3 separate regions of the Homo sapiens genome follow, and regions 1 and 3 are each linked to region 2. The links are chromatin loops, found by intact Hi-C in ENCODE. Cell type or tissue: heart left ventricle. All regions are shown on one strand.

Region 1 (8,000 bases), 160 kb after region 2:
TTTAAAACACAAGACTAGCTGACATCCTTTCTTCAAATCTGGAGCTCTCATGATTCTATGAAATAGTTCCAAGACACCTTGAAGTCACATGTAGTAAACTCGATAAAGACTATGAACCCTCTCTCTTTGTGGGCAATGGCAGTAGATCCCCTCCCTCTACCCATAGCAGCAATTGCTGAGAAGAGGGGATGAGCCTTGAGTACAATCACTTTTTGTAATGCAAGTCAGGATCATCATGACATTTATTTTTTCTGAAAGTGCACATCCTGGCCCCAGCTCTGAGAGTCTCTTTAGTGAAAGCACACACTCTCATGTGCTGTTAGGGTTGCAAAGGACCACTTGAGTAGCCCAATGTCAGCTGTTCCCATGGAAAAAAAAAAGATCAAAAAAGAATGGACTCTTTCTGAGAGGGCTGTCCTATAGGGCTTTGTGACTGTTGGAGGCATCCCCAAGAAGCTAACAGAAATCTGGCCTTTCTAATTTCTCTGATGATGGAGGATGGGAAGGAAAAGAATTGATTTGTGGCTAGCAATTGTAATAGGTAACTTTTATGGGGCGCTTTCTATGTATCAGGCATGGTGTTGAGTGTCATTTCAGTTTTACAACAACCATAAACAATGCTAAGAGATCAACAATATTACCCCCATTTTACAAAGAACAAAACCAAAGCACATTAAGGTTTACAAAATGTTGGTTTTACCTGGCTTACATTACTTGCGAAAGCAAGTGATGTAAATCCAGAGCCTGTGCTCTTGACTAATGTACTTTGCTCTCCTAGAGAAAGATCATGGCTCAGTTTTCCCAGTTACAAAGACAAGAACTCTCCACTCAACTAGCACATTGAGCCTACTGTATACTATGCCGTATACTAGGTAGTGGATGCCCAAAGTTAACAAGGGGCTCCAAATTCTCATGGGGAAACAGAATCATAAAAACTGATCACAGCTGGGCACGGTGGCTCACGCCTATAATCGCAGCACTTTGGGAGGCTGAGGCAGGTGGATCACCTGAGGTCGGGAGTTCAAGACCAGCCTGACCAACATGGAAAAACATCATCTCTACTAAAAATACAAAAAATTAGCCAGGTGTGGTGGTACATGCCTGTAATCCTAGCTACGTGGGAGGCTGAGGCAGGAGAATTGCTTGAACCCGGTAGGTGGAGGTTGTGGTGTGCTAAGATTGCGCCATTGCACTCCAGCCTGGGCAACAAGAATGAAACTCTGATTCAAAAAAAACAAAAACAAAAACAGAAACAAAACTGATCACTGTACGATGACAAGTGGTCTTCTAGAGCAACGGTCCCAAACCTTTTTGGCACCAGGGACCAGTTTAATGGAAGACATTTTTTTTCCATGGAGCAGGGGTGGGAGGATGGTTTTGGGATGATTCAAGCACATGACATTTACTGTGCATTGTATTTCTATTATTATTACATTGTAATATATAATGAAATAATTATACAACTCAGCATAATGTAGAATCAAGTGGGAGCCCTGAGGTTGTTTTCCTACAACTCGACGGTCCCATCTGGGGGTGACAGGAGATAGTGACAGATCATCAGGCATTAGATTTTCATAAGAAGTACACAACCTAGATCCCTCACATGTGCAGCTCACAATAGGGTTCATGCTCCTATGAGAACCTAATGCTGCCGCTGATCTGACAGGAGGCAGAGTGCAGGTGGTAATGCGAGTGACGGGTAGTGGCTCTAAATAGAGACGAAGCTTCACTTCCTTGCCCACCAATTACCTCCTGCTTGGTGGCCCATTTCCTAACAGGCCACAGACCAGTACTGGTCTGTGGCCCAGGGAGCCCTGTTCTGGAGTATAGGCAAAGTGCTCATATAGCCACCATGGCACATGCTAATGTACAATATAACCATGAAGTCAAAGCATCAACCTCCAGAAAGTTCTCCCCAAAGAATTATTCCAAGCAGTCCTCTGCAATCACCAAAGCTAAGTTTAGATCTTTAGCTTTAGCTTTCTGGCTCCTCCTCAAGTGGGTTGCTTGACCTTGGGCCTTAGTTTTTCCATCTCAACAATGGGATAGTAACACAACCACCTTACGGGGTGTTGTGTGGATTGCATGTGACAGTATATGTAAAACAGAGTACCTCGTACACAGTAAATGCTCAACAGATATAAGCTTGCTATCCGAATCACTGTCATCACTATGACACAAAGAAAATGCCATAGGTCAGGTTCCCTGGGAAACAGACTCCGAGACTGAGATTTGCAGCAAGAGGTCTGATAGGGAGTGTTCTAAAAGACAACTCCTAGATGGGCAGGAGGGAAGCTGGACTGGGGACGGGGAGAAGTTGAACTCTGATATACCAGTAAAGAGGTCTCAGTTCATCCTTGCAAAGTTCCAGACATAGCATGGTTCCTTGAGTAATTCTGAACAAAGACATGGGGACTGGGCCTTTGCACCCCTGCATCAACCAGTCAGGAATGAGGGCTGCCCCCAGGGAGGGGGTGCAGGCTTGGGGAAGGAGACTTTCTTTGGCTGAGAACAATTCCTCAGGAGAAACCAGCTGTGAGCTGTCAGCTGCCATCATTCCTGGTAGCTGGGGGAGTGAGCACTGAGATTCTAAAAGGATGCTTTAGGGGTGGTGCACACTAGCTCCCACTACAAGAAGAGTAGTGTGATCTCTCCTTTCAGGGTTTATTCCCCTGTGGTCACAGAGCAGCTGTCACTGATGGTGAATTTTTATGAGGCTCCTTTGCACGGCAGTTCCTGAGGAGGAAAGATCTGGTGGTTCTTATAACAAATGGTGCAAAGGCAGGAAAGAGAATGAGACCTTTAAATAAAAACCTGAAAGAATGAGAGGGAGGGGAAAGAACCTGCTGGGATCAGGTGCTTCTCACAGAAAGTATCCCTTAGGAATGGGCGTGCCTCTTGCTCCCATTCTCTCAGCCTCTCTGGCCTCACCCCAGCTTTCCATGGAAGGGAGAAGACAGCACAGAGTGGCCATGTCTTGATTTCTCCCTGGAGCCACCAAGGACCAGCATTCCCATGGAGAAACAGTCCATTTTTGCTATGATATGACAGCTGTTTCCTAAGATATGTTAAAATAAAGTTCTTATGTTTTATGATATGTTATCATATCATAAAAGATATGATAAAAGTAATGTTTAGTAAAAACAGTTGTTCCCATAGAAAAAAAGGAAGTGAAGATTAGAAAAATAAAGAGATCAGCCTGGGCGCGGTGGCTCACGCCTGTAATCCCAACACTTTGGGAGGCCGAGGCGGGCAGATCACGAGGTCAGGAAATCGAGACCATGCTGGCTAACATGGTGAAACCTGTCTCTACTAAAAATACAAAAAACTTGGCCGGGCGTGGTGGCTCACGCCTGTAATCCCAACACTTTGGGAGGCCGAGGTGGGCAGATCACGAGGTCAGGAAATCGAGACCATGCTGGCTAACATGGTGAAACCTGTCTCTACTAAAAATACAAAAAACTTGGCCGGGCGTGGTGGTGGGCACCTGTAGTCTCAGCTGCTTGGGAGGCTGAGGCAGGAGAATGGCTTCAACCCGGGAGGCGGAGCTTGCAATGAGCCGAGATCTTGCCACTGCACTCCAGCCTGGGTGACAGAGCGAGAGTCCATCTCAAAATAAGTAAATAAATAAATAGAAAGAAAAAGAAAGAGATCGAGGAATTTAAAAAGGGGGCAGAGGCTGGGTGCTGTGGCTCAGGCCTGTAATCCCAGCACTTTGGGAGGCCAAGGCAGGCAGATCACCTGATGTCAGGAGTTCAAGACCAGCTTGACCAACATGGTGAAACCCTGACTCTACTAAAAATATAAAAATTTGCTGGGCATGGTGGCAGGCGCCTGTAATCCCAGCTGCTCAGGAGGCTGAGGCAGGAGAATTGCTTGAACCCTGGAGGTGGTGGTTGCAGTGATCTGAGATCTCACCATTGCTCTCCAGCCTGGGCCACAGGGCAAGACTCCATCTCAAAAAAAAAAAAAAAGGCAGAGACTAAGGAAAAAATAACACAAAAAGTAACAAGCAGATAAATACATGCAGGATTGGTAAACTGCTTGGGGAAAATCTATGAAAAATCACACTTCAGGGCTTTCTATGTGTCTGTGGGAAGTCGGAGATCACGACACTGGCGGAGAGGCAGGCATCAGGGAAAGCACCATCAAATTCTCAATAGAAAGCTTTACCAGCCCTCTGCCTCGGAACTTTAACCAGTCCTGCATTTGTGGCAGCCTTTGCCAGCTCCGGGCAGAAGCAAGCAGACCTCGTGCGAGGCTTTGTGCCAAGCAGACGCAGTAAGGGAAGGTGTGCTCTTTGCTTATTCTGCTCTCGTCTTGCTGATAATATGTTCATCAAAGCACTTAACTCCCAATCCATGCGGGGTCAAAGAAGCAGATGTTTGATTAATTTTCTCATTGCCCCAGAACTGAAGCTTTTGTTTTTGTTTCTTAATCTCAACTGAAAACTTGAAAATGCTTAGGAAAATAGGCATTGATCTCAGAAAATCTTGGGCATAAATCTTTTTTCTTTTTTGATTTGCTCAAGTGCCAGTTTTGTTATCTCAAGACTGTGGGAACAGACTGACACAAATTTGCTAGGAAAGAAAAAGCTCACAGTGACCAAAGCAAGGACACTGTTTATGCAAATCTCAGATGGCAGCTCTTATTTGAGAACAGCCAGAATTGTCTCAGAGAGGTCTTAGGATTCACCTGAAGAATCCACCTGTGTTCAATCAGAGGCTGGAAAGGGTATGCTGGGATGCTCAGACTCCCTTCCCACACTGCTGGCTCATGGCTCTTGACACTGGTCCCCTTGGTGACCAGTTCCACATAACCCTGTCCACCCTCTCTAACCACTATTTTAAGATAAGCAAGCCACTGCAGCCACGGGAGACATACGGAGTTTTCCGACCCATCTGATTTTATTCATAATCTACCACTTTACATTAGTAGTGCTGTCACTGCCCCACTGAGATCCCTTTGTCCATAACATATGCTGGGAGGAAACTGGGAGAAAAAAGTTCTCTTTGCAGTGGGACTTGCTAAATTTGTACATGGCTGCTGGAGCTAAAGACCACCGCCTTTTCCAGCCTCAAGAAGGAAGCTCATTGTAGCAGGAGCACAAGATGCCAACTCATGAGGAGAGAGAGGAAAAAAGATGGAAGGGGAAGGAGAGGGGAAAGCGTAGAATCCCAGGGACAAACTCATCATGATGGCCAGCATGGCTGAAATAAGGACAGAGAGGAGGGAGGAAGTGACTTGGCAGTGATGATGAGGGTAATATAGCTTGGGATACAGTTGTACAAGTTCTTTGTTTCTACCGTGTCTGGGAAAAGAAATACATTCAGATCATATGCCCAAATTAGTATTCAAAACACACCTCAGTAGTATTTCCAACACAGAACAAAACAGCCAGGAGACATATTGAGAATCTAAATGTCTAGAGCCAGTTTTCAGCAGAAACAGAAAAGCCAGGTCCGAAAGGGTCCAAAACAAGCACTCCTAGATGCTGAGACTAACTCTTTTGACTTTGAGACCTGGAGTTATTTACTCTCAGCCCCTCCTCGGGACACAGCAGGAGGTATTTATTCCTAAGGTTCCTGTAAAGGTTAACATCTTTATGCTCCATGTTTGATGTTGACCAAGGCATTCACTTCAAACAGGTGTTCGGCAGTGACTGGTTGCATAGAACATTTAATGTCATCCAATTGAAATTCAACAGACCCCTCTGTGTTTTGGGGCTTGGCTAGGCACTAATGTCACAACAGTGACAATGACATCTCTGCCTTCCAGGACTCAGAGATCAACAAAAGAATGACTACACGGCATGACAGTTCCATAAGAGGAGGCTGTACAAGAGTCACAGCTAGCACAGAGAGGGTAGTTCTTAAATCACGTCACTGGGATCAGGTTCTTCTCACAGAAAGTATCACTGAATGGGCGTGCCCCTTGTTCCTGTTCTCTCAGCCTCTCCAGCCCCATCTCACCTCTCCACAGAGGGGAGAAGATAGAGTAATGATGGTTTGATTTCTCATCGGAGCCAAAGATGGACAGGGTCTCAATGGAGAAATAGTCCATTTTTCCTACAACGTGACAGCTATTTCCTAAGACATTACTGCTGATAAAAAGAATGTGTAGCCAGGCATGGTGGTTCACGCCTGTAATCCCAGCTCTTTGGGAGGCCCGGGCAGGCGGATCACGAGGTCAGGAAATCGAGACCATCCTGGCTAACACAGTGAAACCCCGTCTCTACTAAAAATACAAAAAATTAGCCGGGCGTGGTGGAGGGCGCCTGTAGTCCCAGCTACTCTGGAGACTGAGGCAGGAGAATGGCCTGAACCCAGGAGGTGGAGCTTGCAGTGAGCCGAGATCGCACCATTGCACTCCAGCCTGGGCAACAGAGCAAGACTCCATCTCAAAAAAAAAAAAAAAAAAAAGAATGTCTAGTAAAATGGTTGTTTCAATAGGAACAAAAAAGGAGGTGAAGACTTGAATAGACATGTCCAATAGAACTTTCTGGAATGATGGAAATGTTCTGTCCTTGCTGCTCTCCAATATGGTAGCCACTTGGCCACATGTGGTATTGAACACTTGAAATGTAACTAGTGTGACTAAGGAACTGAACTTTTAGTTAGGTAATATTTAAGTCTAATGGATCCTAAGGAGGAGAGAGTAGTAGCATCTCTACCCTATTATCTTCCCTGTAGACTATGAGCAACTTTAGGGCACAGGGCTTGTCTTAAAATCCACCTTTCAATGTTCAGTGCTTAGCACAGGGCACATTAAAGGCTGGCAAACAATAATTTCTGCACTGAAGGTGTAAGTAGGAAAATACCTAGGAATGATTTGAGCCCTATTCTTTCTTCTCACGAAAGAAATCATTGCTGGGCTGCCGGCCCTGCTGTGTCCGCTGCCGTGATGGTGAGAAGGAAACTGAGAAGATCAAAGGCCTGCTTGATTGATGCGCCTCAAAAAAAAGCAAGGATTTACTCCTGAAAGATTAAAGACTAGATATGAAGGGTGAATAAAGATTGCCAAGAAATGGCAAGAGCAAGGTTTCAAAGTCTGGAAGAGTTTGAACAGAGTAGGGGAGAGTTTGGAGGGAGCAGCGGCACTTAAGGGATGTACACAGGAAAAGAAAATGTTTGAGAAGTTTTGTCCGTGCCATGAATGGATGCAACTTTAGTGTGTGTGTGTGTGTGTGTGTGTGTGTGTGTGTGTGTGTGTGTGTGTGTGTGTTTGAGATGGGGTCTCGCTCTGTTGCCCAGACTGGAGTGCAGTGGCACAATCTCGGCTCACTGCCACCTCTGCCTCCTGGGTTCAAGCAATTCCCTGCCTCAGCCTCCCGAGTAGCTGGGATTACAGGCGCCTGCCACCACACCTGGCTAATTTTTGTATTTTTAGTAGAGACGGGCTTTTACCATCTTGGCCAGGCTGGTCTTGAACTCCTGACCTTGTGCTCCACCCCCCTTGCCCTCCCAAAGTGCTGGGATTACAGGCGTGGGCCACGGTGCCCCGGCAACTTTAGTGTTTTCTAAGGGACTCAAGACTTTCACAGTGCTTTTCAATTATTTTGGAAGCTGGGTCTCCATTCAAGAACAAACAGGCCTAGCTATCTTAAGGATACAAAAGGAAAAAAGATGACTAGGAAAAGGAAAGAAAACTGCTAAAAATGCAAAAGGAAGTTGTGGAGTCTCCCACATGTGCTGCTGGCTGAGGACAGAGATGCTGAGGCTCAAAGCGGTGGGAGGGTGAAAATTGCCTTTGCCATTCATTTCCTATGAAGTAGTAGTCCCAGAGACATGGACTGTCTGTCTCTCCTCCGGGGTCAGACAGAGAAGGCCTTCAAATCTGAAAGGACTGTTTCAGGAAGGTGGGCGCATGGATGGCTGCGTCATGCATCGTCGATTCCGGCTGCAAAACGTTGAGTCAGAGTTTATTATGAGGTCCCCAGTAGGAACAATTTTAGGGAGTTTAACTGAGTGGATAAAGGGAAACCAATTAGAAAATCATTC
Region 2 (8,000 bases):
ATGCATATTTAAAATGTTTTAATCTCTAGCTCCATAAAAACACACATATACTAAAATAACTAGAAAGGGCTATGGATATATGATAAAACATCATGTAGAAGAAATGGATGCCTTTTAACTTTAGCGTCAGTCTGGTAACATATTATCAAATCAGTATTTAATATAAATGCACTTTTAAATGCAGTCTTTGGACAACCTGGCAGTGATCGGAATCAACACATTTTTGGGGGGACAGGGTCTTGCTCTGTTGCCTTGGCTGGAGTAAAGCAGTACAATCACAGATCACTGCAGGTTTGACCTCCTGGTCTCAAGCAATGCTCCCACGTCAGCCTACCAAGTAGCTAGGATTACTGGCAAGCGTCACCACGTGCTCAGCTAATTTTTTGCCTTTTTTTTTTTTTTTTTTTTTTTTAGTAGAGATGTGGTTTTGCCATGTTGCCCAGGCTGCTCATGAACTGTTGGCCTCAAGTGATCCTCCCCCGTTGGCCTCCCCTAAGTGCTGAGATGACAGGCATGAGCCACTGTGCCCGGCCCTGATCTCTGATTAATAGTGTCATATGATTGTTAAAATTTCTTGACCCTAATACATAATTCAGTAGATTCCTTTTATTTTTGTAGTGAGCTCTGCTTTTCAAAGGTTTTCACATTTGTTCATTATAGCTACTGCCCACCGGGAATCTTCATATATTGTAGCAGACACCTTCTAAAATGGTTGTCAGTCATCCCCATTGCCTGGTACTCATCCCCTCCCCGTGAACATGGGCTACACCTAGTGACTTGCTTCTAAGCAACAGAATAGAGCAAAAGTGATGATACATCACTTCCAAAATTAGGTAATAAAGGACCGTGACTTCCATCTTGCAGTCCCTCTTTCTCTAACTCTTGATGCTTCCTTGTTCTGATGACTCAAACTGCCATGTTGTGAGCTGCCCTATGGAGAGGTCCACATGGCAAGAAACTGAAGGCAGACCCCAGCCGACAGTCAATGAGGAGCAGATACCCTCGGTCCAAATGCCAGTGAGGAACTGAATCCTGCCAACGACCACAGAGACCTTGGAAGCAGACCCTTCCCCATTTGAGACCACAGCCCCAGCTGACACCTTTGTCAGAGGCATTTGAACCAGAGCAACTCTGTCCTGAGTGAGGGCTAGGAAAATGAGGCTGGGACTTGCTGGGCTGCATCCCCAGAGAGTTAGGTATTCCTAGCCTCTAGATACTCACGGTTAAGGGAACAGATTGATAATGTTTACTAAACAGACCCAGACTTGGGAGTGTGCTGATAACAATATCTCGATATCTTGAGAACAGAAGCATTCCTAATTTTGCTTTAAAGATAATAATATCAGGCCAGGCATAGTGGCTCACGCTTGTAATCCCAGCACTTTGGGAGGCCAGGGCGGGAAGATCACTTGAGGTTAGGAGTTCAAGACCAGCCTGGCCAACATGGGGAAACCCCATCTCTACTAAAAAAACAAAAATTAGTTGGGTGTGGTGGTGGGTGCCTGTAATCCCAGCTGCTTGGGAGGCTGAGGCAGGAGAATTGCTTGAACCCGGGAGGTGGAGGTTGCACTGAGCTGAAATCGCGCCACTGTGCTCCCGCCTGGGCAACAGAGCGAGACTGTCTTTAAAAAAAAAAGAATTGATTCTTGCAAAATACAGTAATTAAAAAAATTAATCCTTTATCACAAACCCTCGTAGCAGAGCCTGTCCCCATGCTCTTTTTGTTTGTTTGTTTGTTTGTTTGAGATGGAGTCTCTGTTGCCCACGCTGGAGTGCAGTGGCGTGATCTTGGCTCACTGCAAGCTCCGCCTCCCAAGTTCATGCCATTCTCCAGCCTCAACTTCCTGAGTAGCTGGGACTACAGGCGCCTGCCACCACGCCCGGCTAATTTTTTGTATTTTTAGCAGAGATGGGGTTTCACCTTGTTAGCTAGGATGGTCTTGATCTCCTGACTTTGTGATCCGCCTGCCTTGGCCTCCCAAAGTGCTGGGATTACAGGCGTGAGCCACCGCGCCCAGCCCATGCTCTTTTTTTATTCTTCATTTAAACAAGCATTGTACCCAGGGTGAACGTGTTCCTCCTCTTTCAGGAACTCACTACTCTGTCTACGGCATAGCTATTGTTTCACCACTTGACTTTCTTGAACTTGTTTTTGCTTTGCACTGTGGACTGGCCCTGAATTCTCTCTTGTGTGAGACCCAAGAGCCCTGTCTTGGGGTCTGGATCAGGACCCCTTTCCTGTAACACCCCAATTGCAGCCTTGTGAGAATCAAAGGACCAACTAAGCTGTGCCCAGATTCCCCACTCACAGAAACTGGGAGATCATAAGTGCCTCTAAGTTTGTTGGGGGTGGGGGAGTTAAATGCAATAATAGATAATATATTCTTATCTCACATACATAATTATTACCTTGCAAAATATATCCCCATTTTACAGATAATGTACCCTGATGCTCAAAAATAGAAGCAATTTACCCAAAGATTACGTAGTTAATTGTGACACAATTGTGGTTGGCACTCAGGGCTGCCAGACTTCAAAACTAAAGCTCTTTCCCAGTTCTGCCTAGTCCGTACTGCTTTGTTTGACTCTCAAAGGCAGAGGAATGAGGTAGGTAGTGTCTCACGTCATAGATCTCCAGCATTCAGTTATTTATCACCCTGGCAAGTTATTAGCATCTGAAAACTCCTTGGAGACTAGGAACAACTTTTAAGCTGCCTCTCCAGTAAGACAGAGCCCAGAGAAACTGAAAAGCTGTTTTCTCACCAGTTAAAGCTTATTGTGATGCTAGGAGAAAAAGCTCCCTGCAGGGCTGCCTCTAATCTGCATGCTTTTTGGATATTTCTTTCTGAAATGAACTGACTCCTTGAAGTCCCTTACGGAAAGGATGGATAAAGGATTAGCAGTATTTCCAAGAGGCCATTTAAGTAGCCTGACCTCCTATTCACGCTGTGTGCATTTCTATCCTCTTGTTAGGCTGCTCTTGGAGCCTTTCTGATGACAATGTTGAAGGAAAGAAATGATATTGTTCTTGATTAATTCTTTCTTAGGCCACCATATGAGGCCCTTTGCATAAGTTGCTTCCTTTTATCCACACACACCAAGCCTCTTAGAAGTGTCTGCATCAGTTTCACAGAGGAGAAACCTGATGATAAGCAGAGTTAAGCATCACAATGATTAGCTGAGTTAAGCACCACAGTTTCACAGATAAAACATCCAAGGTTCTTGCCTCTGGTGCCCATCTGAAAGGTGGTGAGAACCATGGGGGATCTGAGAGGGCAGCTTCCCCTTCCTCTGTTGTCAACACCCCAAACTGCTCTCATATAACACCTTGGCAAAGCAAAGTCTGCACAAAAGAGACATTGCTCCCAAATTACCGTTTATAAGTGAAAGCACCCCGGCGGGGGTGACAGTGCCCAGAAGATAGTGGTGATGGGCTCGATGGGCTCCAGAAAGCTCAGTAGCACGTGGGAGACTTGTCTTCTCCGTTGGGACCACCAGAGGTGCTTTTTTTTTTTTTTTTTTTTTTTTTTTAAAGTACTCTACTGCTTAAAACCCTTCCCCACTGTATTCAAGAGAACTGTCTAGTAGACCTGCATTGCCTAATCCTATAGCCACTAGTCAATGTGGCAAGTGCGCCTTTGAAATTTGGCTAGTAAAAATTGCCACGTGCTGTCAGTGTAAAATTCACACCAGACTTCACAGACTTAATCACCATAAAAAAGAATCCAAACTATTTCAGTAAGAGTTGTTGACATTTATTACATGTTGAAATAACAATTATTAAAATTAGTTTTTTGTAGTTTTGAAAATATGGCTAGAAACTAGAAAATTTAAAACTTTGCATGTGGCTCACATAATTCTGCTGAACAGCACTGGACTGCATGTTTCTGGAGCTGGTAACTGTTGCCTTTTCTGGCTTTATTGCTTTTCTTCACCTTTCATCACACACTCACGTCCACCACTTACGATGTATCTGAAGTTCACTGGGCTCTCTGCACTGTGTCTCTGTACGTCCTGGGTCCCCTCCTGGAGTGCCCTGGTCCTGAGCTACCTTGGATTTGTCTTGCTGTTGTTGACTTGGATGTGAGCTCTTCTAAGTATTTGCCCTCCACCCTCAACCTCACAGTCTCGCCCAAGCACTTACCCCTTCACACCTCAGTTGGCTAGTGATGTCAACCTTACCCCAGCCTTGTAAGTTACACATCAGCCTCTCCTCTCCATTGCAAATCAATAGAACAGTGCCATCTAAAATAAATATAAAGCGAACCACAAATGTGGCTAAAAATTTTCAAATTAACCACGTCAAGAAATGTAAAAAGAAACTGGTGAAATTAATTTTGAGATATTTTCTTTAACCAAATATATCCAACATGTTATTTCAATATATACTCAATATAATGAAGTAATAATTTACGCTTTTTTGGGGGGGACTGTTTGGAATCTAGGGTGTATTTTACACTGAGAGTAAATCTCAATTCAGATGAGCCACACTTGAAGTCCTCATTGGCCTCCCATAGCTCATAGCTACCATATTGGGGATTGCAGCTCTATATGGGCAGGACAATGGTGTCTACCTCAGAGTCCATAGTGCAAAAGGACATCTGTCACACAATAGCTTCTGGGATGAATGAATGAATGAAAAAGTGGATATGTGGAGACAGTGAGATGTCATGTGGCTGAGCCTCACCTAGAGGTCTTTGTCCTGCCTACCCCACATCCTAGAGCCCCTGGCCTGGGCAGCTATCTCTTGGTGGCCTGCTAAGTGCAGCCTGGGTGGCCCAGCGGAGTCTGTTCATAATCAGGACCATGGTCCCACACCCAGTCTGGGATGCCACGGCCAGCTGCGTGGCTGGCCATATCTGGTCTTGGCAGCTGGATTTTCCAGGGCTGGGATTCTGGATTTACTCAGGCCATCTCCAACAGAGCTGGTTTCCCATCCAGACAGTGGAGGGAGGAAATCTGAGTCATGTCATTCAAGCACCTCAAGATGCCAACATTCTAAGCTCAAAGGACATCTGGACTTTCTCTGACACTTCTGGTGTCTGGGAGGCCAATTTGACAGCATCCCAAGTGCATGGTGGCAGGAGGCAGTGGGAACATTCCAGGGCTGAAACCTGGTTCTGCTTTGAGTTGGTAATATCATTCTAACAACTGGCTTCCTCTCTCTGCATCTCATCTTATGTGAGTGATAATATCTATACTACTCATTCGTTCACTCATTCATTCATTCATTTATTTATTTGTTCAGTCATTCAACAGAACCAAAGCCCTGGGCCGGGAGCTGGCTGAAACAGATGTTCTCTCTCTGTCCTGGGGGAATCACAGTTTCCCTTATTAAATAGGCTTATCATAATCATAAAAAAAAATGTGCTACAGGCAGCCGGGGTGGCTCATGCCTGTAATCCCAGCACTTTGGGAGGCCCAGGCGGGCGAATCACCTGAGGTCGGGAGTTCAAGGCTAGCCTGACCAACATGGAGAAACCCTGTCTCTACTAAAAATACAAAATTAGCCGGGCATGGTGGTGCATGCCTGTAATCCCAGCTACTCGGGAGGCTGAGGCAGAATTGCTTGAACCGGGGAGGCGGAAGTTGCGGTGAGCTGAGATTACGTCATTGCACTCCAGCCTGGGCAACAAGGGCGAAACTCCATCTAAAAAAAAAAAAAAAAAAAAAAAAAAAAAAAAGTGCTACAAAGGGCGTGAGCAGTGTTCCACGATGGAGAATAGATGGTGAGGGGTTGGGGGAGAGTGACCCAGTTAAACAAGATCCCTGGGGAAAGCAGACAGAATGACCTCACACTCCCAACCCATCCATTCCCTAATCTCCAGAACCTGAGGATATGTTTGTTACCTGACATGGCAAAGGGACTTTGTAGAAGTGATTAAGCTAAAAATCTGAGATGGGGGATTATCCTGCATTATCTGGGGGCCCCATGGAACCACAACGATTCTTGCAAGAGGAAGGCAGGAAGGTTTGGCTCAGAGAGCAGGTGATGGGACAAGGGAAGCAGAGTTTGGAGTGATGCCCTTGCTGGGGGGACCGTGAAGCAAGAAAAACGCACGTGGCCTCTGGAAGCTAAAGAAGGGAAGGAAATAAATTCTCCCTTAGGGCTTCCACGAGGAACGCAGCCCTGCTGACACCTTGATTTTTGGGCTTTCAGAACTGTAAGATAATACTTTTATGTTATTTAAGCCACTACATTTGTGGTCATTTGAACAGCAGCTTACAGGACACTAATGTAGGTGGGTTTAAGGAGGTGATGGGTGAGACCTGAAGAGCAGGAAGGAGTGAGCCACAGAAAGAGCTGAGCAATAGGGATTCAGGGAGAGGGGGAACATATGCTTTGGCTCCAGGTGGATCTGAATCCCACGTGGGATTCTCTAAGAGGAGGCCAGAGTGGTGGAGAAAAATACAAGGGCAGGTGGAGGGGAAGGCAGCGGCCAGATCCTGGGGTCTGGAAGTGGAGAGTGTGGCAGATCTTGAAGTCCCTAACCAGCCACTATTTGCACCACGGAAGGCCCTTTTGTAAGACTTTCGGTTTTGTTCTGAAGGTCTTCACGTATTGCGAAGACGTCCTCTTTGCTAGTGAGACAGCTCGTCTCTGATTGCTTCAAATCATTTCTGTGCTGGGAAGTATCACAGAGAAGTGAAAATCACTTTCCCATGGCTTCCCCAATATTCCCCTGTTTACCAAATGCATATGCCTTTCCTGTGAGGACCCAGCCTGTACTGTGGAGCCACGGGAGTCTCAGGAGGGATCCAGGCTCCTGCATTCTCTGACTGTGTGACTTCAGGCAGTTCCCCCAGCCTCTCGGTGACACTGTGGGTTTTTCCCCCCTTTATTTTCTACGAAGTGAAGGTAAGGTTTTGTATCAGTTTCCTATTATTACTGTAACAGATGACCACCAACAGTGACTTGAAGCACAAATTTATTATCTTACCGTTCTGGAGGTCAAAAGTTTGAAATGGGTTTTACAGGGTTAACATCAAGGCTCCGGCAGGGCTGCATTCCTTCCTGCATTTGTTTCCAGGGAGGAATTTGTTTCCTTGACTTTCCCGTCTTTAGAAGAAGCCCTTGCATTTCTTTGCTTGCAGGTCCCTCCCACCGTCTTCAAAGCCAGCAGGGTAGAGCTTCAAATCTCTCTGACTCTCACCCTCCTCCTGCCTCCCTCTTTGAAAAACCCAGGAGGATCTCCCCATCCCCAAGTCCCTAACTTAATCTCATCGGCAAAGTCCGTTTTTCCATGTGAGGTACCAGATTCACAGGTTCTGGGGATGAGGATGTGGGCACGTTTGCGTGGTATTATTCTGCTCGGCCCAGGTTCTCACCCACCTAATAGAACTGCCGTGAAGGTTGAGGGCAGATGTCTGTTAAGCATCTGACACAGTTACTGGATCCACTAGAAGCCTCTTTAGGAGAAAACTTGAGGATCCAGCGCCCTCTACTCGATTTCTGAAAGCTGTCTATGTCCTCCTCACCCAGAACCCTAAGATTGTTTCTTTTCTTGTTTTGTTTTTGAGGCAGGATCACTATCTATTGTCCCGGCTGGAGTGCAGTGGCATGATCACAACCCACTGCAGCCTCTACCTCCCAGGCTTAAGCAATCCTCCTGTCTCAGCCTCCCAAGTAGCTGAGACTGCAGGCATGAGCCACCATGCCTAGCTATTTTTTCTTTTCTCTTTCTTTCCTTCCTTCCTTCCTTCCTTCCTTCCTTCCTTCCTTCTTTCCTTCTTTCCTTCTTTTGTAGAGAAAAGGTCTTGCTATGTTGTGCAGGCTGGTCTTGAACTCCTGGATTGAAGCCGTCCTCCTGCCTTGGCCTCCTGATGTGCTGGGATTACAGGCATGAGCCACTGCTCCCGGCCTATTTCTTTCCTTATAGGATTATAGGATGGTCCCGCCTATGATATACTCGAGGCCACCTAATAAAAGGGGGACTCCAACTGGGTTCTGTTTGACTCCCAAGTCCAGAGGAGAGATTCTACTCTGAGACCTGGGCCCC
Region 3 (8,000 bases), 110 kb after region 2:
TTTTAACTTCTTGCACGTAGTCTGCATTTCTGTCAAAGAGGTGGGTCACAGAGTCTTTGATTGCTTCATGCTTGAAAGTAGAGGCTGTTCCAAAGACAGTCACGTTGGGGACAGTGGAACACAGCTGAGCCACAGCTTGACCCTGGAAGGAAAAGACAATAGCTATGTCACACATAGGAGCCACCAGATCATAGCCAGTCTTGCTGGGTGTAGAGCAGGATTTCTCCATCGGCACTATTGACTTTTTTTTTTTTTTTTTTTTTTTTAGAGATGGAGTCTCACTCTGTCACTCAGGCTGGAGTGCAATGTGCAGTGGTGCGATCTCGGCTCACTGCAACCTCTACCTCCTGTGTTCTAGCGATTCTCCTGCCTCAGCCTCCCAAGTAGCTGGGACTACAGGCACATGCTGCCATGCCCGGTTAATTTTTTGTATTTTTCGTAGAGATGGGGTTTCACCGTGTTGCCCAGGCTGGTCTCGAACTCCTGAGCTCAGGTAATCCACCCGCCTCAGCCTCCTAAAGTGCTAGGATTACAGGCGCAAGCCACTGTGCCCGGGGGGCCTTTTTAAGGTTGGATTAGTCTTTGTGGTAGGAGACTGTACTATGCATTGTCAGATGTTTAGCCCTCCAGGCCTCTACCTACTACATGCCAGTAGCATCCTCCCAGTTGTGACAACCACAAATGTATCCAGACATTGCAAAGTGTCGCCTTGGTGGAAGGACAAAATGTCCTGTGGTTAAGAATCACTGGCATAGAGGAAAGTCAATGGGAATCAGGCGAATCCAAGCACCAAGACTTAAAAACTGATATCTTACAATGCCACCTACTTCACAGCGCTCTTGCAGATGTCTTAGTTTGGGTACCCCAGAAGCCGAACCTAAGATAACGATTTGGATGTAGGTATTTTACCTGGACAATGATCTCCGGAAATAACAAGGTATTAAGACAGTAAAAGAAGGCAGCCAATAAAAGATGTGTTATCAAGGCCATATCTACCATGTGTAACTGGAGCTCAATCCCTCTGGGGAACCCTGTGAGCAAGTGTAGAATACGCCTCTGAGTTATCCCAACCATGAGCAAGGAAGCCGGAGTATTTATCCAGCACATTTGCATCTGATACTTGTTGAGGGCTGCTTCTGCAATAGTAATTCTTGTGCCTATCTGGCTTCTTCCAGTCAAGTGGGCTCCCACAGCAGACAGAAGTCCTAAGCAACCTTCGGCATGTTAAGTGCAGAAAAGATAGGATGTGGCTGACAGCATCTTCTACAGGGAAGTGTAAATAAGGTATTTTGCAACACAGGTCAAAGACCTGGCACAAAATGTGACACTTAGATAATAAATCCTAATTACCTTTCCCCCTTAGGGGCTTATTATATCCATTGCCGAGATGTCCAGGCATATAGAGAAGAGGTCAACACAAGTTTTAAATATTAAGTGGTCCAGGGGAAATCACAAATGCAGTTAGGAGCAGGTTTATTTTTCCATATCGTTTTTCAGTATGGTCAAACTTGAAGTCATTGGACAAAATGTTGTGGTCATGTATATTCAGGCATTTTCCAGTAAAACCCAGTTTTCTGGTAACTAAGGTGCATTCTAAAGCCAAGTGTTGTCTCTTTCTGGTGTTCCATCTGCCATTTTAAGGAGGGAAAATATTCTACCAGCGTCATCTGTGATGTTAATTTCTGCCTATCATCTTATTTTCATGTCTTCATGCTGGCGGACTAAATCAGGTTGGCAGGTCAATTTATGGAAATGTCATCTTATCACCCGTTGCAATTAAAGGCAACACTGAGAGAATCACAGAATGTCAGAGTTGGAAGATCATCCAATTACCCCCTCCCCTGACTGCTCTATAGATAAAGGAAAAGACATTCAGAAAGGTTAAGGTTACCCACTTTTTCAGAGGCAAATCTGGGATTCAAAGTAAGGTCTCCTGGTTTCCACTTATTACCACTTTCCATTGTTATGCTGTCTACTTATTTTGACATTTTAAGCAAAGCAGGCTTTAAACTTCCTACCTAAAATAGACATGTTGCTGGCACACTCCCTTGGAGGTCAACATTTCAGAATATGGGCATGAACCTGAGACTCTGGACAGGCTATAGTTTTCTGTCCTAAGAATAGCATTGATACTTGTTTAATTCTCCTGCCTTCTAGATTTTATAAAGCAAAGAGAGGACTATCTTTTCTAGGGAGGGTAAATATCAGCAACCAATGCAGCAATTCTCTAAAATTTGCTGGCCTCAGATATGTCATAGTTATAGCTCCTTATGGACAGCGCTTGAGATAACCTTCTTACTACTGGGATGGGAAATTACAATTAGTTCCAGTCTCCCTGTATTCCCTTCGCCCTCTGTCCTTAGGCAAATAGGATATTCATTTATTCATTCAACTATTTTTCAAATTTCTATTCTGTACTGGTTGCACTGTGCTATGAATGCCAGAGTGTCCAAAATGATTGGCATGTGTTAATCTCCGGTCCCAAGCTGCCCACTGAGTCCTGGACTTGGGTCTCTATCGTTTTGGCATTTGTCTCCACCTGGCTGTCCCAAAAGCGACACATCACACTCAACTGATCCAAAACCTAACTCGTGGCCATCTCTGAATGAGTTACTCCCTAAGTCAGTTTCCTAGTGCTGCTGTAACAAAGTTCTACTGACCCAGTGGCTTAAACATCAGAAATTCCTTTTCTCACAGTTCTGGAGGCTCAAAGTCTAAAATCAAGGTGTTGGCAGGGTTGGTTCCTTCTGAGGGATGTGAGCGAAAGATCTATTCCAGGCCTTTCTCCTCGGCTTGTAGATGTGCCTATTCTCCCTGCGTCTCTCCACGCCGTCTTCTCTCTATGACACTCTGTGTCCGAATTTCCCCTTCTCATAAGGACACCAGCCATATTGGATGAGGGCCCACTCCAGTGACCTCAATTTAACTCGATTGCCTTTGTAAAGACCCTATCTCCAAATAAAGTGACGTTGTGAGGTACTGGGGGTTAGGGCTTCAACATATGAATTTGGAGTGGTGGGGGTGGGATGCAATTTAACACTCCTCTTACTGTGTTTCCTGCTTCAGTGGATGGACTGCACCATTCCCCAGCGTTAAAGCCAGGAATCTGGGCAGCATCCTGGCCTCCTCTTCCTCCCTCAACCCCACGTCCCTATATTCAGAAACTGTGTTATCTCTTTGTCCTCGACAGCTCTTATAACTGTCTCTTCTTAGTCTGGATCATCACATTTCTCACCCTGGACTATGACAACACTCCTCCACCTGACCTGGCTGTTTCCAAAAGTCCTTCTGTGGTCAGAGTGACATTTCTCAAACACAACACTGAACATGTCACTATTTATTTTGGACTTCCCAATGTCCATCACAGCTTTCAGAATAAAATGCACACATCTAGTTTATCACACTAGACTGGCCCCTATTATCTGACCCAGTCTCCCCTCATTCACTTATTTCCTCCGCTTTTCCAATTTCTACTCCCTAACACACACCGAACTTCAGCCACCACAGTTAGCATTTGCCATGAGCATGGCATTGTGCAGCCCTCAACCCTGGCATTCTCAGAATGACCTTTCATCTTACTTTTGTTTGTTATTAGAGACAGGGTCTCACTCTGTCAGGTTGGAGTGTAGTGGTTCAATCATGGCTCACTGCAACCTTGAACTCCTGGGCTCAAGTGATCCTCCTGCGTCAGCCTCCCCAGTAGCTGGGACTACAGGTACATGCCACCACACCCAAATAGTTTTTTTTTTTTTTTGAGATGGAGTTTCGCTCTTGTTGCCCAGGCTGAAATGCAGCAGCACGATCTTAGCTCACCACAACCTCTGCCTCCTGTGTTCAAGCGATTCTCCTGCCTCAGCCTCCAGGGTAGCTGGGATTACAGGCATGTGCCACCATGCCTGGCTAATTTTGTATTTTTAGTAGAGACGGGGTTTCTCCATGTTGGTCAGGCTGGTCTCGAACTCCTGACCTCAGGTGACCCGCCCGCCTCGGCCTCCCAAAGTGCTGGGATTACAGGTGTGAGCCACCAAGCCCAGCCTTTTTAAAATTTTTTTTTGTAAAGATGGGGTCTCACTATGTTACCCAGGCTGGTCTAGAATTCCTGGCCTCAAGTAATCAATCTTGGCTTCCCAAACCACTAGGATTACAGGCATGAGCCACTGTGCCCAGCGTCACCTTATTTTACTGAGGAAGAAGCTGAGGTTTACAGAGGTTAGATGTCTGCTCCAACACCACTAGAGTAACAGCTTGATCTGCTTCACTCCTGGCTGCCACACATACCAGCTGAGCAACGTATTGGCACCTCTGTTCACTCGTCTAAAATATTTGGTTAGCAATACTCTACACAGTCTAGGTTTACTGTGAGATTACGTGATATAATGCATCAAAGTGCCTAGAACAATCAATGCTCAATACATACTTGCTATCACTACTCCTAAGTCCTCTCTTACTATTTTTCTTGGTCTTATTACATTTGCAGTAGCAGCATATCTGCTATCCTGCTATCAGATCCTGCGTGACTATGCTATTTTAGCATCAACGCCAGTTTCCCCACATGCTTTCCCCCTTCTCATTATGCCCTCCCTTCCTCTTTCTTCTTCCAATCAGGGCTATTCCCACTCAGTCATCTCCATCCCCAGGAATCCTTTCCAGCATCCCAGATAGAGTTGGTTGCCCCCTTTTGTGCCCCTTTGACTTGTGGTTCTTTTCTCCCGAAGCGTGACCACCACGGCCTCTGTGGCTTCTGCCTGCCCCATCTGTGAGCTCTGTGGGGGCAGGGACTGTGTCTCCACCGGCCCTCTGCTCCTGTGCCCAGTGCAGAACCTGGCACATAGTAAATGTCTGGTAAAACTTGGTGGACGGATGCATGAGAAACTGGAGGAGTTGAGTGTATGGGGGCAGCCCTTCCCAGTCGTTTTGCAGCCTTCATGTCCTTTAGTGTTGTAGAGTTGGAGTAAAGCGTGCATTTAATTAACCTATGCAGGTTCTGACTGAAGCAGAACTTCACTATTTCTATTTTAAAGAAAAACATGCACATGGTTAAAAAAAAAAAAAAGAGAGAGATAATATAGGTAATCCAAATCACTTATGTACTTATATTATTATATAACATATAATATGTGAGTATTAGATAATGGATAAATATATGACTTATAACTAGAATAATGTACAATTAATATATATAGCCATGATGTGTATATGTATAATTATATATACATAATATATACTATCTATTTAATAAGTAATAGAGAAATAGAATTACTAATAACACAATTAAGATTAGTATGCTATGTGAGTATTATGTATAATATATAATAATCTATACTTTTATATAAAGATTAATGGATGGAAAACACAAATTCATCACATATCTACTTGCGGCCTTTCTGTTCTCCATCACCTGTCTTAGGCAATGAGAGGCCCTGGTAACATTTTCAATAAATTTTAAATAATGCTTAGCATTCTGTATTTAAGCAGAAAAGTGCCTTCCCACACATTTATAGAAAATCTGTATTCTCCCTTCTCCAACTCCCGAGGTGAATGCAGGATCAGCAGCTCATTTATCCTCATTTCTCCTACGTGCCTAGCAAATAGCATGGACTCAATAACATTTGTGGAAGACAGAATGAACTTTCAATAAAAAGGACCTTGCAGTTTACCTCCAGAACCAGAACATAAAATGAACAAGACAATCCATTCTCCCAGTCACTGCAGTAAATGACGATTTGCATGCGCTTGTTTTTAATGGATTTTCCTTCCTTCTTTTGAACGTAAGAATTCTGCACCACATCTGCCCTTCTCTTCCCTTTGGCTAACAATACAGCATTAATAGCAGCTGCGGCTTCTTTTGTCCCACCATGGGGCAGATACTGTACTAAGGTGCTTCGTTAAATCCTTAAACCACCTTTAGTGTAAGTATTTGTGTCTTCTTTTCATACGTAAACATGGGGATTCAGAGAGAAAAGGAAAGTTCCCAAGGTTACCTGGCATGTGAATGAGAAAGCTGGAAGTCAAATGCAGGTATCCGTGACTCCAAGGCCACTCTGCTATTAATCTTCTCATCTGTGCAGCTAAGCCCTCGAGTTGCCATCTTAGAGACAACTTCGGGTCTTTGCCATCAATTACTCTTTGGATGGCTTTGTCTCAGGTTCATATGGGCGAAGAGATTTTCAACCAGATGTTAATCAACTCAATCCTTATTGCAGAGCTGCTGGAGTCTCCTTAATCAGAGCACAGGCAGCAGGGAATCCAGGGACTGTGGTAACAAGGGAGCTGATTTAGGTCCCTGAAATATATGACCCTGATCGACAGACTGGCAGTTTAAAGCAAGATCATATTCCAGCATGTAAACGAATGATTAGAGGAGTGAATTCATCTCTTTAAAGGCTTACTACACTGCCTGGTACATATTAAGTACTGAGTAAGGAGCAGTTTTTAGCTATAACAGTTTTGAGATTGGGATGGGGCCCAGTTGAAATTCTTTTTACCCATTAAGTGGGAATTTAGGCTAGATGAGCCTACCAGTGCACTGAGATTCAGGATTTAGCATCAGAAACTCAACTAAGTAAGGACAGAGAATGGATGGCTTAGGAAAATGTCTATAATGTAAATACTGTCTACTCCTCCAGCCTTGTTTCTCACTGTATTCCAGAACTCTACCTTGACCACAAGGAAAAACAATCAGTTCTTCCTAAGTGCCACCCTCTCTTTCACTGTAGGATCTTTGCACATACAATCCCCACTGCTTGGAATCCTCTTTCCTGTCTTTTCTCCCGGTTTATTCCTTATATCCTTTGAATCTCAGCCTCTCTGTTACTTCATTGAGTCATTCATTCTATCACTACAGTGTTTTTTGTTTGTTTGTTTGTTTGTTTGTTTTGACGGAGTCTTCCTCTGTTGCCAGGCTGGAGAGCAGTGGCACAATCAGCTCACTGCAACCTCCACCTCCTGTGTTCAAGCAATTCTTCTGCCTCAGCCTCCCAAGCAGCTGGGACTACAGGTGCCCGCCACCATGCCCGGCTAATTTTTGTATTTTTAGTAGAGATGGGGTTTCACCATGTTGGCCAGGATGGTCTCAATTTCTTGACCTCGTGATCCGCCCGCCTTGGCTTCCCAAAGTGCTGGGATTACAGGAGTGACTACAGTGCTATATAATGAGCATCTCTACTGGATCAAACATTATCAGAGGTGCCAGAAATATAAACGAGTTATTTATGTATATGGTCCCTGTCTTGGAACTTGCATTGTAATGAAGATGACAGACATTAATAAAATAAATAAACCATTAAAGTACAATTATATTCCTAAACCATGAGAATGAGAGCACCAATTCCACTGAACCACTAGCAAAAGACTGCATTGGTGCACTATGTTTTTGGACATATGCAGACAATGAAGGGCATGCATTAAAGTGGAGTGTGTGGGCATGTCGGGGGAGATAGATAAGGAGAAGGAAAGGACTCACCTGTGGTCAAGTTTCTCAAATGGGTTGTGTGACTAGGGGTAAGCTCATGTCTCTGTGCCTTGATTTCACTTTTTTTTTTTTTTTTTCTGAGATGGAGTCTCGCTTTGTTGCCCAGGCTGGAGTGCAGTGGCACGATCTCGGCTCACCGTAACCTCTGCTTCCCGGGTTCGAGCGATTCTCCTGCCTCAGCCTCCTGAGTAGCTGGGACTGCAGGCACGTGGCACCATGCCCAGCTAATTTTTGTATTTTTAGTAGAGACGGAGTTTCACCATATTGGCCAGGCTGATCTCAAACTCCTGACCTCGTGATCTGCCTGCTTCAGCCTCCCAAAGTGCTGGGATTACAGGCGTGAAACAGCACGCCCAGCGGTTTCACATTTTTAAAATGGGAACTTGGACTTAATGATCTCTGTGGTCTCTTCAGTTCTAAGATTTCTTGATCACATTGACTAGTTATTTAGCTGGGCCAAAAACAGTGTATTTGGAGAAATCTCCCAAAAAGTATGAAGGTTGAGTCCCTGTACCAAGTTTGATGAAAA

What was found. Hi-C counts contacts between places; a loop is a spot of excess contacts. Peaks named below come from ENCODE experiments on the same cell type or tissue, not always from the same donor. Only the 100,000 strongest peaks of a DNase experiment are listed, where the experiment ranks them.
Region 1: a loop joins it to region 2, with 2.6 times the contacts of the local background. A loop is called at or near these places in 4 of 110 quality-filtered maps.
Region 3: a loop joins it to region 2, with 9 times the contacts of the local background. A loop is called at or near these places in 11 of 110 quality-filtered maps.

The regions. Positions count from the first base shown.
Region 1 is chr16:77,801,840-77,809,839 of GRCh38, reverse strand. All of the region lies in intron 1 of VAT1L (vesicle amine transport 1 like), which reads right to left. All of the region lies in intron 1 of LOC107984878 (a long non-coding RNA gene), which reads left to right. Among named protein-coding and RNA genes, the nearest start is that of VAT1L, 17 kb to the right of the region's middle. In heart left ventricle, no CTCF peak of the experiment used is centred here; a DNase peak (open chromatin) is centred at 4,251; H3K27ac peaks cover 443 bases.
Region 2 is chr16:77,962,464-77,970,463 of GRCh38, reverse strand. All of the region lies in intron 7 of VAT1L (vesicle amine transport 1 like), which reads right to left. All of the region lies in intron 1 of LOC105371351 (a long non-coding RNA gene), which reads left to right. Among named protein-coding and RNA genes, the nearest start is that of CLEC3A, 56 kb to the left of the region's middle. RefSeq lists enhancers at 548-1,165, 2,403-3,021, 3,022-3,639, 6,542-6,611, 6,712-6,771 and 1 more. In heart left ventricle, no CTCF peak of the experiment used is centred here; a DNase peak (open chromatin) is centred at 4,823; H3K27me3 peaks cover 1,684 bases.
Region 3 is chr16:77,854,890-77,862,889 of GRCh38, reverse strand. VAT1L (vesicle amine transport 1 like) reads right to left here. Exons shown (of 9, transcript NM_020927.3): 4 at 1-142. Among named protein-coding and RNA genes, the nearest start is that of VAT1L, 70 kb to the right of the region's middle. In heart left ventricle, no CTCF peak of the experiment used is centred here; no DNase peak of the experiment used is centred here; H3K4me3 peaks cover 442 bases; H3K27ac peaks cover 4,761 bases.